3 separate regions of the Homo sapiens genome follow, and all the other regions are linked to region 3. Evidence: chromatin contacts called from ENCODE Hi-C or POLR2A ChIA-PET data. All regions are on one chromosome and are shown on one strand. The core of a region is the stretch at or near the end of the contact, and the rest is flanking DNA. Distances in the headings are between cores, read along the strand shown.

The links. Hi-C counts contacts between places; a loop is a spot of excess contacts on that map. ChIA-PET counts read pairs that join two places held with the same protein, here RNA polymerase II (POLR2A). Pooled maps may share reads with other maps.
Region 1: a map of esophagus muscularis mucosa shows a loop between it and region 3 (3-fold over the local background). The contact joins the enhancer-like site here to the promoter of GLI3 in region 3. A Hi-C loop is called at or near these places in 2 of 168 maps with a recorded cell type or tissue (ectodermal cell and esophagus muscularis mucosa) and 1 of 50 pooled maps. POLR2A ChIA-PET finds 5 or more read pairs at or near these places in 2 of 52 experiments (MCF 10A and PC-3).
Region 2: a map of sigmoid colon shows a loop between it and region 3 (6-fold over the local background). The contact joins the enhancer-like site here to the promoter of GLI3 in region 3. A Hi-C loop is called at or near these places in 8 of 168 maps with a recorded cell type or tissue (MCF 10A, chondrocyte, esophagus muscularis mucosa and 5 more) and 12 of 50 pooled maps. POLR2A ChIA-PET finds 5 or more read pairs at or near these places in 2 of 52 experiments (HEK293 and MCF 10A).

What each region holds. Positions count from the first base shown.
Region 1 is chr7:42,674,880-42,679,374 of GRCh38, forward strand. The region is part of intron 1 of LINC01448 (long intergenic non-protein coding RNA 1448); the gene reads right to left. Among named protein-coding and RNA genes, the nearest start is that of LINC01448, 29 kb to the right of the region's middle. Within about 2 kb of position 3,037, at least 5 of the 41 ENCODE cell types and tissues checked have a DNase peak (open chromatin) inside an H3K27ac peak, as active enhancers do; they include PC-3, where a contact is called at or near this core.
Region 2 is chr7:42,491,485-42,496,013 of GRCh38, forward strand. No RefSeq gene overlaps it. Among named protein-coding and RNA genes, the nearest start is that of LINC01448, 210 kb to the right of the region's middle. RefSeq lists enhancers at 2,024-2,524, 2,126-2,420 and a silencer at 2,126-2,420. Within about 2 kb of position 2,232, at least 16 of the 41 ENCODE cell types and tissues checked have a DNase peak (open chromatin) inside an H3K27ac peak, as active enhancers do; they include mammary epithelial cell, sigmoid colon and transverse colon, where a contact is called at or near this core.
Region 3 is chr7:42,235,749-42,240,209 of GRCh38, forward strand. It overlaps GLI3 (GLI family zinc finger 3), which reads right to left and starts at 1,461. Exons shown (of 15, transcript NM_000168.6): 1 at 1,223-1,461. RefSeq lists an enhancer at 1,205-2,186.

The DNA.
Region 1 (4,495 bases), core at 1,787-4,286, 440 kb after region 3:
GGGAATAAAACACAGACATTTGGCCTTCTGCCCATAAACTTGGATCCATTGGGGATTCTACTAAAACGATTCAAAACTTTACTCAGCCATTAACATGGTAGTTTGGTAAATTGGTTTTATAACTCATCTATCAACTTTTGCAAACGAGGCATATTTATTTCTCACAGTTCTGGAGGTTGGGAAGTCCATAATCAAGGTGCTAGCAGATTTGGTGTCCAGTGAGGACCCGCTTCCTGGTTCAAAGGCAGCCATCTCTTCACTGTGTCCTCACATAGTGGAACCGGCAAGGGAGCCCTCTGGGCTTCTTTTATAAGGGCACCAATCCCATGACCTAATCATTTCCCCAAAGGCCCCCACCTTCTAATATCATGTCCTTGGGCATTAACATTTCAACATACAAATTTATGAATTTTAGGGAGATGCATATATTCAGACCATAGCACAAGTCAATAAGTGAGTAAAACAAGGAGAGAGAGAAGCACACATTTTCTTCTGTAGAATAGCAAAGAAGTAGATTTTTGAAGAAGTAGTGATAAATAAAACTCAATTCAGTCGTGGCCAAGTCATCAGAGCAAGGAATACCCATTGGATGCTCGTCACTCTGCATTCCCATACACTATATTTCAGCCTGCTTAGTGCAAACTATAAAAAGTAAGTAAGCAATAAATCTGTTAAATGATAATATATATTGTACTCTATTTGTTTTTTAAATAATTTTTATTGTTTATTATTATTCTTTTTAGAGACAGAGTTTTGCTCTGTCACTCAGGCTGGAGTCCAATGGCACAATCATAGCTCACTGTAGCCCCAGACTCCTAGGCAAGTAATCCTCCCTCCTGAGTAGCTGCAGATATGCATCACCACACTCAGCTGATTTTTAAATTTTATGTTGTGTAGAGACAGGGTATCACCATGTTGTCCAGACTGGTCTTAAACTCCTGGCCTCAAGCAATTCTCCTGCCTTGGTCTCTCAAAGAATTGGGATTACCATCATGAGCCACCATGCCCAGCCTATTCACATGATTTTATGACTACAAAAATATATGTATACTTCCTCATAGAAATGCCTTAAAGAAAGAAGTGTTAATTATTTCTTTCTATATCATAAGTGCCATGCATCTTGCTAAGATATATTAGATCTGCAAAGTGTTTATTGAATTAATTTCTAAAAATAATAAAACTCTTAGCTTTGTTGCGTGCATATATATATATATACAAGTAAAATGCTTATTGCACAGACTAAACTCATTGGAGTAAAAACAACAAACAGTTTTATTTTTTCCTCCAGCACCTTAAATATGCTATACAACCCCTCCCTTCCCTTAGCAACATCTGAGTCAGATGCCATGGTCCCTCTCAGGTATTGAGAATGGGGTGGAGGAAATGTTTTTAGTTTATATTATTTAACAGTTCCTGCTGATGTAGTTCTTTTGGTCACCATGGGCTGGCCTAAAGTGGCATCTCTCATGGGGTGCATGTGCCACCTCTCTAGAAGCCATGTGCAGACTAATGTAGCTAATGTGCTCTCCAGCTCTCCTCTGTGACCATCCACAAGCACCTGTCCCTAGAAGTACTCCTGACAAAGATGCTCACAGCTGGCATGGAGCCCAAAGCTAGTCCTCTTCATAAGGGTACCTTTAAAAAGCCTTTAGGCTGGTTCTCTTCTCCCATGTCTGTGCACTTTGAAAAATTCAAGCATCCTTGCCATGCACCTGACCTTTGTCCTTACCCTGCAATTGCACCTGCTCAATCCAGCTTCCTGCCATCAGGACTCTCCAGGTCAGAAGTGAGCATTGCTGTCCACACTCACAAACACCACAAGTTTTCAGAGACACACAAAATTATCCTGAGAACTCCCTCACCAATCTTCCTTCTGCTGGACTGGAAGCCCTGGGGAAGGCCTGCAGACACCATAGCTCAGCAAATCACCTCACTGTGGAGGGAAATGCAGGCTTCTTTTCTCTCAGCAACCACAATTTCCATCCACAGTTTTCTTAGAGCCCTTCTCATCTGGTTTGAGGGACGGGAAATGCTGGGCAGTCCCCACTTAGGCAACAATGCAACATGAAAACTGCTAAAACTTCCTCCACTACATTTAACTCCCCTTAACATTTATACTCTTCTCTTTCTATAAATATTTGACAGTGGAACAGGGACTTGTAAGACTACTTTGGCTATCTCTTAACAATTCCTGGGGAAGATATGCGCATTTGGAAGAATATGAAGTACTTTTCAATCCTTGTCCTCAGCCTGGGGCCTTCAACGGAAGTGTTAGATGACAGAAAAAGTCTAATGGATGTCTTATTACATATGAGGCATGTATGTGTCCTTACATGTATTCCTTACATGTATACCCCAGCTCATCTCAAAAAGGTTGTATGCAGCTGCAGAGATGCATAAAACACAACAGAACAAAGATAAGACTCAGAAAAAAACCTATCTGGTACTATAAAGATACTGCAGATACATCTGAAGATTTTTGAGCAAAAGAGTGACATGATGAAAAAACATGTTTTAGAAAGATGGAGAAGATGAAGAAGGCTTTGTGGAACACGTATCAGGACTAAGTAGTGGAAATGCTTATAGGATGTAGATGGGCTTTGCTGTTCTGCTAAAGCAAGGCACAATGTGTTCAAGAAGACACACTTGAGGGCTACTACTCTTTTCCAATGTCAGGTCTCAAATATTAATGCCTGGGCAATTTCCTGCATAATATACTCCACAGAGTCAGCAGTGTTGTACAGGTGAGAATCACTGGGCAGGCATTGGATGATAGCAGTCAAAATCTGGGTGCTTGCTAATTGTACTTTAATATGAGAGAGAGAGCACGAGAGAGAGAGAGAGAGATCACACAAATGAATCAGCACTAACTGCACTCTCACCCAAGCTCTGCCCAAAGGCAGTCCTTGCCAGATAACCAGCACTATATTAGATTTTGAAAAACAGTGCAGCAGTGTCAGCTTCCATGATAAATCATCCTTTCAGGCTCTTAGAGCAGAACAAACACCTTGACTTTCCTGCCATGGATGATGCTTGCTCTCTCTCAAGTCCTGAGTCACCCTGGAGCATCTCCAAATGTGGACTCAGAGGCAGTTAGAAGATAGTCAAGAAAGCAGTGGCACCAGGCTGACATATTTCTGGGGAGTCGAAGCTGGACTGTCTAATTATCCTTCACCACACTCCGTGGAGCTCTCTGTGGTTCCCAGCCTGACTGCCTTCAAATGGTACCAGGCAATCCCCTGGAACTTTTTGCAGCTATTCCTTACAGCTGTGAAGACAGCTCTTTGGGTGATATCCAGCCTGCTGAATCATTCATTTCCTGTTCTTGATCTCAGAAAGTTCTGTTTGATGTTGTTTTCTCAAGACCATCATTTTAAAGGAAGCAATATTTTATATAATGCAGCTTTGTGGGCTTAGGCACTAAAACCAGATTATTTTGAATATGGCTTACCCTTATAATCATTTTCCTATGTAGAATTCTGGGTGCTGAGAATAACTCTACCATGATCCTCCCATGACATGAGGATGTTGGATGTTATAGGCAGGATTCCCAGTTCTGTTTACGCTATAAAGTTGAAGACATTGCTCAACTTGTCAGTAACAAGTCAGGAGAAGTTGCCATTTGTAAAAGTGTCAGATGTATTTGCTAGTGCAACCCAAGAATCTGCTGTGTGGGTGTTTCCAAGACTTCCATCTTATGAGAGCACTCTTCTCTTTAATGTTAAAATAAAAATGAGTTTATTCCCCATCCCTCACTTAGTCAACTCCCTGCATTTCTCAGGAATCTCAGGGACTTTCCATTTCTCACAGTTACTCCCTCTTCTAATATCCTCCTTCTGTTTAACTATCTTTCACTTGGATTCTCAATGCTTACATCTGCTATTTCTCTCCACTCTGCATCAAACGAAATGTGAAAACATGGATGCTTTTCCATGATTAAAACTGTTAATCAACTTTAATGTTAAAGTTCTTAACTTAAACAACTTTAATTTTGATAAAACTACCATCTTTGGGTAGTTTTAACAAAATTTATTAAGGAGTCAGAGGTAAAGGAGCATATGACTGAACACTGCCTATTAGTCCATATGCGACCCTCCTGATCCTAGAAGTCTCCTGGCCATTTCCCCCCGGGAAGCATCTCACTGGCTGACCCCTGCCTTCTACAGCCTTCCATGCAGCTGGCCCTGCTTCCTGTTCATCCAGAGCCCTCTCACTCTTTCCTTCTTAAGTTACCATGAAAAATTTAAATGCTCCTTGTTTTAATCGGCAACCAATATAGTGCTCTTTGTCTTACTCTTCCTCCCTCTAGATCAAGGTCTGGGGTCTATTTCCTCACCAAAAATTCAACAATAATCAATCATACTGCCAGACAAACTTTGTTTCCCTACTCCTACCTCCTACATTAGTCGTAAAATTATTAGATTTTAAAACATTTAGATACTGTAATGTATCTACTCTCATTAGAAATCAGATAAAGAACACAGAAGGACTCAGT
Region 2 (4,529 bases), core at 982-3,481, 260 kb after region 3:
TGAGGGAAACTGAGCTGTGTGTAGCCCTGCCCCTGGGAGACCAGGGAGATGGGACCTCTAGTGCCAGATCATTCCCAGGAAATTGGAGTGAGCCCTGCACACAGCAATACATCAAATTTTGAGAAGTTCTTATTTTATCAGACACTAATACTGCTGATTCCTTAAGTGACTTTTTAACAGTTTCTAATTATCAAGAAATGAGGCAGTATCTTTCATTCTAAGAGCCTAACGCCTCATGAATTTAAAGAAGACTTTTTAAATTGTAAAAATAATATTATGATAAAGCAAAAACTCAAGCAGTGTAGATAGGTAGCAGATAAAAAGTAAGTCAAATCAGTTTCTAATATATTTATTTTGTATATACACTAAAATATGGTTCTAATATTTTTTCAATCTTAATCTTGGGTAGTTTAAGGAGAAAATTGTATCATGTCATCTGTAAAAGTGATAATTGGTATCCTTTCCAGTAGCCTTTTATATCATATTTACATAGTTATACAATTTATATTACACACACACACACACACACACACACACACACACTCACACCTGATAGAGTTGGCTTTTCTTTTTTTTTAATTTGATTCTAATGGACGTGCTTCTAGGATAGCATATCCCAAAAAGGTGTATATTAAAAATTGTTCAAAAGAAGTTTAATATGAGTATTGTGAAAAAGTTCTGCATTCTCAAATAAAAGTGGTAGAAAACACTATATTTAAGAGTTAAACTTGGTGTTTGGATTTCTCAGAGCCTTTAATAGGCTAATTAGGACTTTAAGGTGACTCTCCAAGGGGAACTGGTCTGTTTGGCAAACTGGTCCTTGACCTCAGGACATATGTACATGAAACTGTTATTAATCTTTTAGTATGTACTATATCACGAACATCTTCCTGTGTTGTTAAATATTCTTCTACAACTGTTTCTAATCAAATATATGGAAGCTGTTAATTTTCTTACACTCCTAACAGTTTTTGCTTTACATGTTTTCAGGTGCAGTTCAGATTTGTGGCCCTGAATTTTATACAATTTTAGGAGTCACTTTTTAGACAAAGAGTACAAAGTCAGAAGCACGAAATTGTTAGTATGCCTGTTTGTTTTCTGCTGCTATATCTTGAATGGGAATGTTGTCTGCAATGAACACAAAAATCTCTCTCTCTCAATATCTTTGCTTTATTTGATATTAAAATTGATCTCCCTGCCTTCGCTTTTCTCTTTGCTTTATCATTTTGTTTTTGTCAGCTTCTCTTGTATTTATTAGAAAAATATGAAAACCAAAAGAATTTGCCTTGTAATAAGATACATTAAATTACTTCTGAAAAGGTTTCATGTCATCCACAAATAAAGAGCTGATTCAGAAAAATTTTAATAGTAGTAATAGTATTTACAGAAACAATTCTAATACTAACAGTGGGTACTCACTATGTGCCAAGCATTGAGTTATCTACTTAATATGGATTACGTTTTGATAGCACAAATCCTATAAGATAGGTACTACTAATATTCACATTTCATAGATGAGAACGCTGAGGCATGCAGTATTAGACAGCCGTGAGTGTGGAGACAGATTCACACGGAGCCCACTGAGAGTCTGGCCTTTTATGAGGAAGCTTCCTCCCTCTCTTCAACAAGAAGTCCGGGTCTGCATCGCCCTGCTGAGGATGCTACTATGCAAACGCAGGGAGTCTACAGATTACAAGTGTAATAACATAATGGAATATTTTATATAAAATCTTGAAACAGACAGATTTCACATCAGGAACTGTTAGCATGATGTCATGTGATTCTAATGCCTATTAAATTTTAAAGATCAATCAATAAATTATAAATAAACAAATAGTGACCTACAAATGTCTAAGTGAAGGTGGGGGCTCCGGGGAGGGGGAGAGAATTTGAAAAGTCTGCTCGACCCCTTGGCAGCGATTCCAAGGCTAAGGGAAGCTCCCTCTCAGGTGCCTGACAGCAGGAGCAGCCGGATTTTGGAAAGGGAGGAGGCCGGGACGCATGCAGCTTGGTGGGGGCTGTGTCCGAGGTCCGCAGGGAGAAGCTGAGCGACAGCCCCAGCAGGGACCTACTGCTGGCGCCCACTCCCCGCGGCCGCTGGCCAAGTGTGGGCTCTCGGGTTCGTTTCCACCCAGCGCGGCGGTGTTATTCGGAGAAGGAAAATAAATGTCTGCGGTTGCTCTGCCGGGCTGCGGGGGCGGTGCCCTGGAAGGAGGGGCTGTGCATCTGCACCATTTCTAGGAATGTCCGCCCTCTGGGAACCCAGCCCTGAAGTGCTCTGAGAATGAGCCGTGTTTACGGAAAGCCTCTGTCTCATGCTCCGCATTCTCCGTTCTGATTCTGACCACAGCAAGAGTGGACGCTCTCCACGCCTGGAGATTCCCATTCCAGCTTAGCCTTGCCAGGCACCCATTCTTATCAGGGCTGCAAGATCTTTCCCCTTGGGACCCCAGGGTCCCTACATCCCCTCTCAAGGGCTTAAGCTGCTCTGATTTCAAAAGGCATGCATTAGGGTGCCCCCTCTGCAGCCTAACCACTTCCCACACTGCGGAGCAGAGCTGCTAACCAGTCCTCTCATTCCTGCTTGCTTTGGCTAGCTTTCAACACCCCAAATCACACACACCAAATGCAGGTGGCTCTACCTGGGAAGGGGAAACGATTTATTGTGAGGGGCATTTTGCATGTTGCTCAGTGAGATGAAGGCAAGCTTTGAGGAAAAAGTTCAGCTTTTTATTTGGCCTCTTATCTTTGAAAGTCTAATTAATGAATCCACAAGTAGAGCATTTACCTGGACATTATAAAATACTTTGGATTTTCCTAGCCTCTGTGCCATCCCCTGATGAACCCTGAAGCTCTCTTTTTCATTATGTGTCTCAGAGCAGGCAAACTCCAGGAAGCCCAGCCTGGCGAACGCTTCCCATCAGACAACTCTGTCTGGAGCCACCATTTGAAAATATCCCCAAGGCTATTGTATTCAACCTTTACTTAAAGATCATTTCTATGAGGCATCCAATTTCTGCGGCTCCCTTGGGCTGCGGTTTAAGACAGGCTTCACAGTATTTACTGTTTATAGTTTTGAGCTGACAGCTATTTAAGGGCAAGAGATTTCATCTGCCACCATGTCTCACAGCTTTTGCCACCAACACATTTACCAGACGGAACAAGCTGGAACTTTGTGAAACCAAGGAAACAAGTGTAATATGGTTTAGGGGGAAAAAAATTAAAATTTGGAGTTATTTTCCTGCTGATTGTTTCTGTGTGCTCCGTCACATTGAATTATGGGGAGCTGGCGTATCAATGGCATCTGTATGGCCTGCAATAATAGCCACTTGTTCATCAGACATGTAGGATGGTTGGCTCTACTGATCTTGGCTGAGATCACCTACATTCATGGCTGGCTGTTGGCTGGGGTGACCGGGGTGACTGATCTCTGCTTCCCACGCCTCTCATCCTCCAGCAGGCTAGCCTGGGCATGTCATCAGAGTAAAGCAGAAGCACAGCAGAAATACTCGCGGTCTCTTGAGACCTAGTCTCAGAATTAACTTACCATCAAGTCCAGTGAATTCTAGTCTAAAGAAAGTTCAAGGTCAGCCAATTTTTAAGGCAATGGGAGAATAAACTCTGGAAAGAACTGTAAAGTCACAAAAAAAATCACTGGACACAGGGAGGTTTGAAGTATTGGTGCTATTAATACGATCCACCATGGTTGTATACATGCCTTTCTCCTCTTCCCTGGAGTTCTTCCACCATGTCTTATTTATCTTTCTGTCTGCCAGTTCTTAGGACAGCACATGGCATGTAGTCAGTATTCACTAAGCAACCTTGCATTACTTTGCGCATGAGTGCACATTAGAATAGGCTCCGATACTACAACTACATTTTAATTTTTTTCTTGCAACAATTACATCAGTATTAGAGATGCCTCATTGCCCTCCACCCACACCTACTTCCAGCATTTCCTCTTTACATTTCCCTATCATGTGTCTAGGTCTGGATTATTTTTATTTATCTACTCAGCATCCAATGGAGCTTTTGATATATTGCATCATTTTTGGAAAAGATGTAACCATTTTCTGTTTGACGAATTCTCCTCCACAATTCTCTCTATTCTCTCCTTCTGGAATGCATATTATGTGTATGAATCAGACTTTTCTTATTACATCCTTCATGTTTCTTAACTTGTTTGTTTATCATCTTGTCATTCTCTTTTTTTTCTCCTCTTTTCTGTCTCAGGCTATGTCTAGTTTTGTTGTTGCTGTTGTTAATACTTCTCTCTTCAGTTATGTCTAATATGTTAACAGAGTACCTCACATAGGGGCTGTAGCTTAGAATCACCTGGCAGATTAACAAAATATCAATGCCTGGTCCCACCCCTAGAATTTCTGGTTTAATCGGTGTGGGTCAGGAGATGGACATCAATAACTATGATGCGTAACCAAGGTTAAAAACCATTGATTACAACTTTTTTTTTTTAGAATTTTTTCTCAGTGACTGTATTTTTTTCAGCGTTTCTACTGGAAAAAAAAATC
Region 3 (4,461 bases), core at 211-2,710:
TGACTAAAGGGTTCTTTGACTTGGAGACGCAGACAGTCCATCATTTCAAACTGAAGTGGCAGCTGGAAAATGTGGAACAGCTGGCAAAGAGCTGGGAGAAAATGTTTTACATAAATATATGTACATATAAACTGGCAGAGGGCCATGAGCACTGTACCCAAGGCCAGAATCTACCCGGCAGTCTGCACTGGGGAGATGAGAAGTTGGGGCAGGATGACCAGCGGCGGAGGGAGCCTCCTTAATCCTCTTTCCACGCGGGGTCAGGCAGGGAAGCCTGGGGTGCAGCGCCTCTCGGGGGACGGCATCTTACAGAAGGAGGTGCAATGGGGGACAGGAGCACAAAGTTCAGGAAAGGATAAAAGGCCGGGTGCGGGGTGGAGCGTCCGCTTCGGACAATCTGCTTAAAAGTCGCTTCACAAACTCTGCAAGTTTGGGATCAATATTTACACCCTCTCTGCCTTCTCCCGCCCGTTTTCCCGCTGCTACTCAAGAAAGTAACTGTCCCCTGCTGCTCTGTGTAAACGCGGCACCTTAAATGATTATTGCATGGACCACGGTTACTTTGTGTGTCTGTGCGCGCTGCCCCTGGAAAGGAAAAGAAATAAGAGAATCCCAAATCATATACAGATGGTACAACTTTCACTTTTCCTCTATGACGACGAAGGCGCGCCTCTCTCCATCCGCTCACACCACACCCCCGCCCTCCGAAGCATAGCCCGGGCTGGAGAAGCCCCAGCGGCGGCGGCCCCCGCGGCGGAGGTCCCCGCGCGCACCCACCATGCCTCCCGCCTCCTTCCGCCCATCCCGAGCGCCGTGCGCGCCCGAAGCCCGAGCCGTAGAGCGCCACCGCGCAAAGGAAGGAGCCAGGCGCGTGCGGGGCTCGCGGAGTTCTTCTGAACCCTTTGGATGGGGGCGGAGGCGAGGGGCGCCGCCACCACTGCGGCAAACTTCGTCCCCCCTCCGGGAGGTGAAATTCTCCAATCCGTCTCCGGCCGGTCCGCGGGTCGGACTCTTCGGAAAGGACCTTCCAGGAGGAGGGAGCGAATGCAAGCCTTGCTCGGACGCCTCACCGGCGGCTCTCTAAATCTGGGCGCCTTTTGACAGCCATTTTCACTCCATCCCGTCCCCACGCTGGGGACCACCTCTGGCCCCGGAGGCGCGGGCGCGGCCGCAGGAGCGGGCTGCGGGGTCCGCGAAACAAAGAACTTCGAGCGGGACGTACCTGCGGCGGCAGCGGCTGTCAAGTCCCCGAACTTCCCATAGACCCGCGGACGGGGCGCAGGCTGGCGGCTCCCCGCTCCGCGCGGCCGCGGGCGGCTACGGCTACCGCGAGCGGCCGGGCTGGGCGCGGGGTGCGCCCGCCGCGGGCATGGTGCGGCGCGGGCGGCCGCGGGGCGCGCGGGGAAGGCGGGAGAGCGGCGCGGGTGAGTGGGAGCGGCGGGTGTGCGCGAGTGCGAGTGTGCGAGCGCGCCGGTGGCGCTGCCCCTGCCCGCTCCCTCCCGCTCGTGCAGCTCCGGCATCAGTTTCGGGGATCGTGTAATCCGATCCCTTCTGACTCACAAGCCCTGAGTGACAGTTCTGATTTGGTTCAACCGCGGGAGGGAGGGGAAAGAGAAAGAAAGAAACCCCCAGCCGTACGCCTCTCCTGGCATCCAATCGACTTTCTGGAAAAAGGTCCCATCCCGGCCTGGTGCCCCGTGCTGGGTGGAGAAGCCCCCCGCCCCGACCTGGCACCGCCTGCACTACTCACGGGGTGGAAAAGTTGTCCCTCGGCTCCGCGCTCCCCTCCCGCGCGCTCCCTCCTTCCCTTCTCTCCTCCTCTTCCTCCTCCTCCCCGCGCTCCTCCTCCCCCAAGTTTTAACAGATGTTGCCGGACTCTCCTCGCTCCCTCGCACTCTCTCTTCCTCCGCCCCGGCCCCCGCCCAGTCCCTTTTCTTTCAGCCACTCTCGGGCTCGGAGGGGACGCGCTGAGCAGCAGGACGCCTGCCGCCGCAGGGGGCGAAGTTGGGAAAACTTGGAGTGCTGCTCGCCTTACTTTTGCTTTCTCGCTCCTTCCAGGCCGCGCCGGGAGCCCCCGCTTCTCCCGCCCGCCGGGTCCCCAAGCCCGGAGTGGGTCCCAGCTGCGAGGCGGGCGGCGGCGGCTGGGAGGCGGCGCGTCGCGGGCCGGGGTCGGGGGCTGGGGGGGAGCCCGGGCGCCGCGAGCCACGCGCGCGCTCCCTCCCCGCCCTCCGCCGCCGCCGCCGCCGCCGCCGCCGCCTCCTCCTCCTCCTCCTCCTTCTCCTCCTCCTCCTCCTCCTCCGCCCCTCCCCGGTCTTCACACAGACACATTCATGCCTGCTCCTCCTCTTCCCCCTACTTGACCCCGCGCCCTCCCGGCGCGCCGAAGCCCCACCCACCCGGCGAGGGGAAGGGGGCCCGGGCGTGATGTCACCCGCGCCCTCTCTCTTCTCTCTCCACACCGCCAGGACACCCCCCAAATGCGCGCCCTGGCACTCGTGCTGCGTCCTGTCTGCTCCCATCTTCTCCCACCCAGCCTCTCTTTCTCACTCTTGCTCAAGGGCTGGACTCCCCTTTATTCTTTTAAGGCTTCTCTGATTACCACCGCCCCCCATCCTTGGCTCCCCATCTCCTTGTTTTACATTTTCCCAAAGCCATCCCCGAAACTCCCTCTCGCGGGATGATGCCTTTGGAAGTTCAGGGTTTTTCTCTCCACCGGACTCGTCTGCCCTCGGGGCCAAATCCGCGAAGCGAGGAGGAGCTCCCACCACACAGCCTGCTGTCCCTATGGGCCACTTTATAAAAGACACAAAAACAAAGACCCCAGGCTTGGAGCCTGGTCTCTAACGTGCCGCTTTTCCTTGAGCTACAAAGTGTCTCTGTCCCTGCTTCATTTTCAGAGGCCCATGCTAGTAAAAGTTATTTGGCCTCCTTCCTCGACCATCCAGTCCTTGTTCATCTGCGTCATTTTAATATATCCAACCTGGACATGTAACTTAAAAAAGGAGTTCTCGGGGGGAAACACAGGAAGAAAAAGAAAGAAAAGAAAGCCCCTGTGACATTCCAACATCCCCTCTTTCTGGTTAAGCCGGGTCCACCCAGCCAGAAGTGCCCCGGAGCTCCGGGTTGCTTGTGTGGCGTTGCCGCCAAGTGTCTTGACTGAAGGAAGAGTGTGGGTGGATGAATGATGAGCTATTAGAATTTGAAGAGCATTTTGAGATTCAAATGCTTAACTGAAGAATCTTTTAACGAAATTGAGGGTGGTATTCATTGTTTGTTTCTTGGGACTCCTTCCTTGTCACAATGACATGACAAGTGCAGAGACAGACTTAAGGTTTTATGGTGGAAGTGGTGGAGGTAAGGTGGGGCTAAAGGCCCTAGTTAGCCATTTGTTTTAAGATTTCCCTCGACCTCACGGCTCAGGAAAAAACAAAACACCACTGACTCATCGCAGAGAGCACGAGACTCAGAAGCCCTGTGGCAGCCCCATCTCCGCGCTCACTAACTGGCCTCAGGCCTGGGAGGATTCTCTGAGCCTCCATAGGCTCTGAGCCCATCTAGGGGATAGTGTTAGGAGTGCCAGGTCGCGTACCTCCCAGGATGGCTGAGGGTTTCCAATGAGAAATACATGGAAAAGTATAGAGGGCTACAAGTGTGTAAGAATTATGCTTTTACAATTGAAGAGAATTGCAAGCCACTCTTTCCTTTATATACTCCCAGCATCAGTTACAATTGTTTTTAGTATTCATGTACTGCTTCTGCCTCAATCACATGAATACAAATAGTACATCCTGATAGCCTACTCTGTTCACCCAATGGCAAAAAATAAATACAAAGAAAGACAGCCAATAAATCATCAAATAATAGAATAAACTAGATATTTCGACTCTTACTTCAGTCTTATAGCACATTTTGAATCATGAAGATCTTGATTTTTCAGTTCTTAAAAGACAAGAACAAAGCAAAAGCAGCTAATCTTTCCCCCTATGCCCGTCACAATAGCTAAACAAAAAAGAGGAAGAATAATGCTGTGTCTCTTATGTGTCCAACTCTGCTTTAATGGTAAACCCATACATATAAGTAGGCACATTTTGCAGAAACAGTGGAGGGGTAAAAAACCCACTTTGCCTGAGTGTGGGTTAAATAATGTCATAATGCAGTGACTTTCTCTCTGTGTTAACACCAGAACGCTTTCCAAATTAAATCTTACGTAGAATCCCAAAATATAGAAGAGTTATTATGGTTGAAATTGGAGTGAGGTCTCGGAGCCCAATCCCCCTAAGCCTTTCTCTCTTTCCCTTTCCTGCAGTTGCTCCTGAGACATCTGTAAAAACCCAAAGACACCCAGAAAGACAATGCTACAACCTTTGTTTGTAGTGATACACAGCACTAAGAGACTTACAGGATTCTGTGCACTGCCCTTCCTTGATGTCTGAAATTCTATCATAGATTGACTTATTGCCA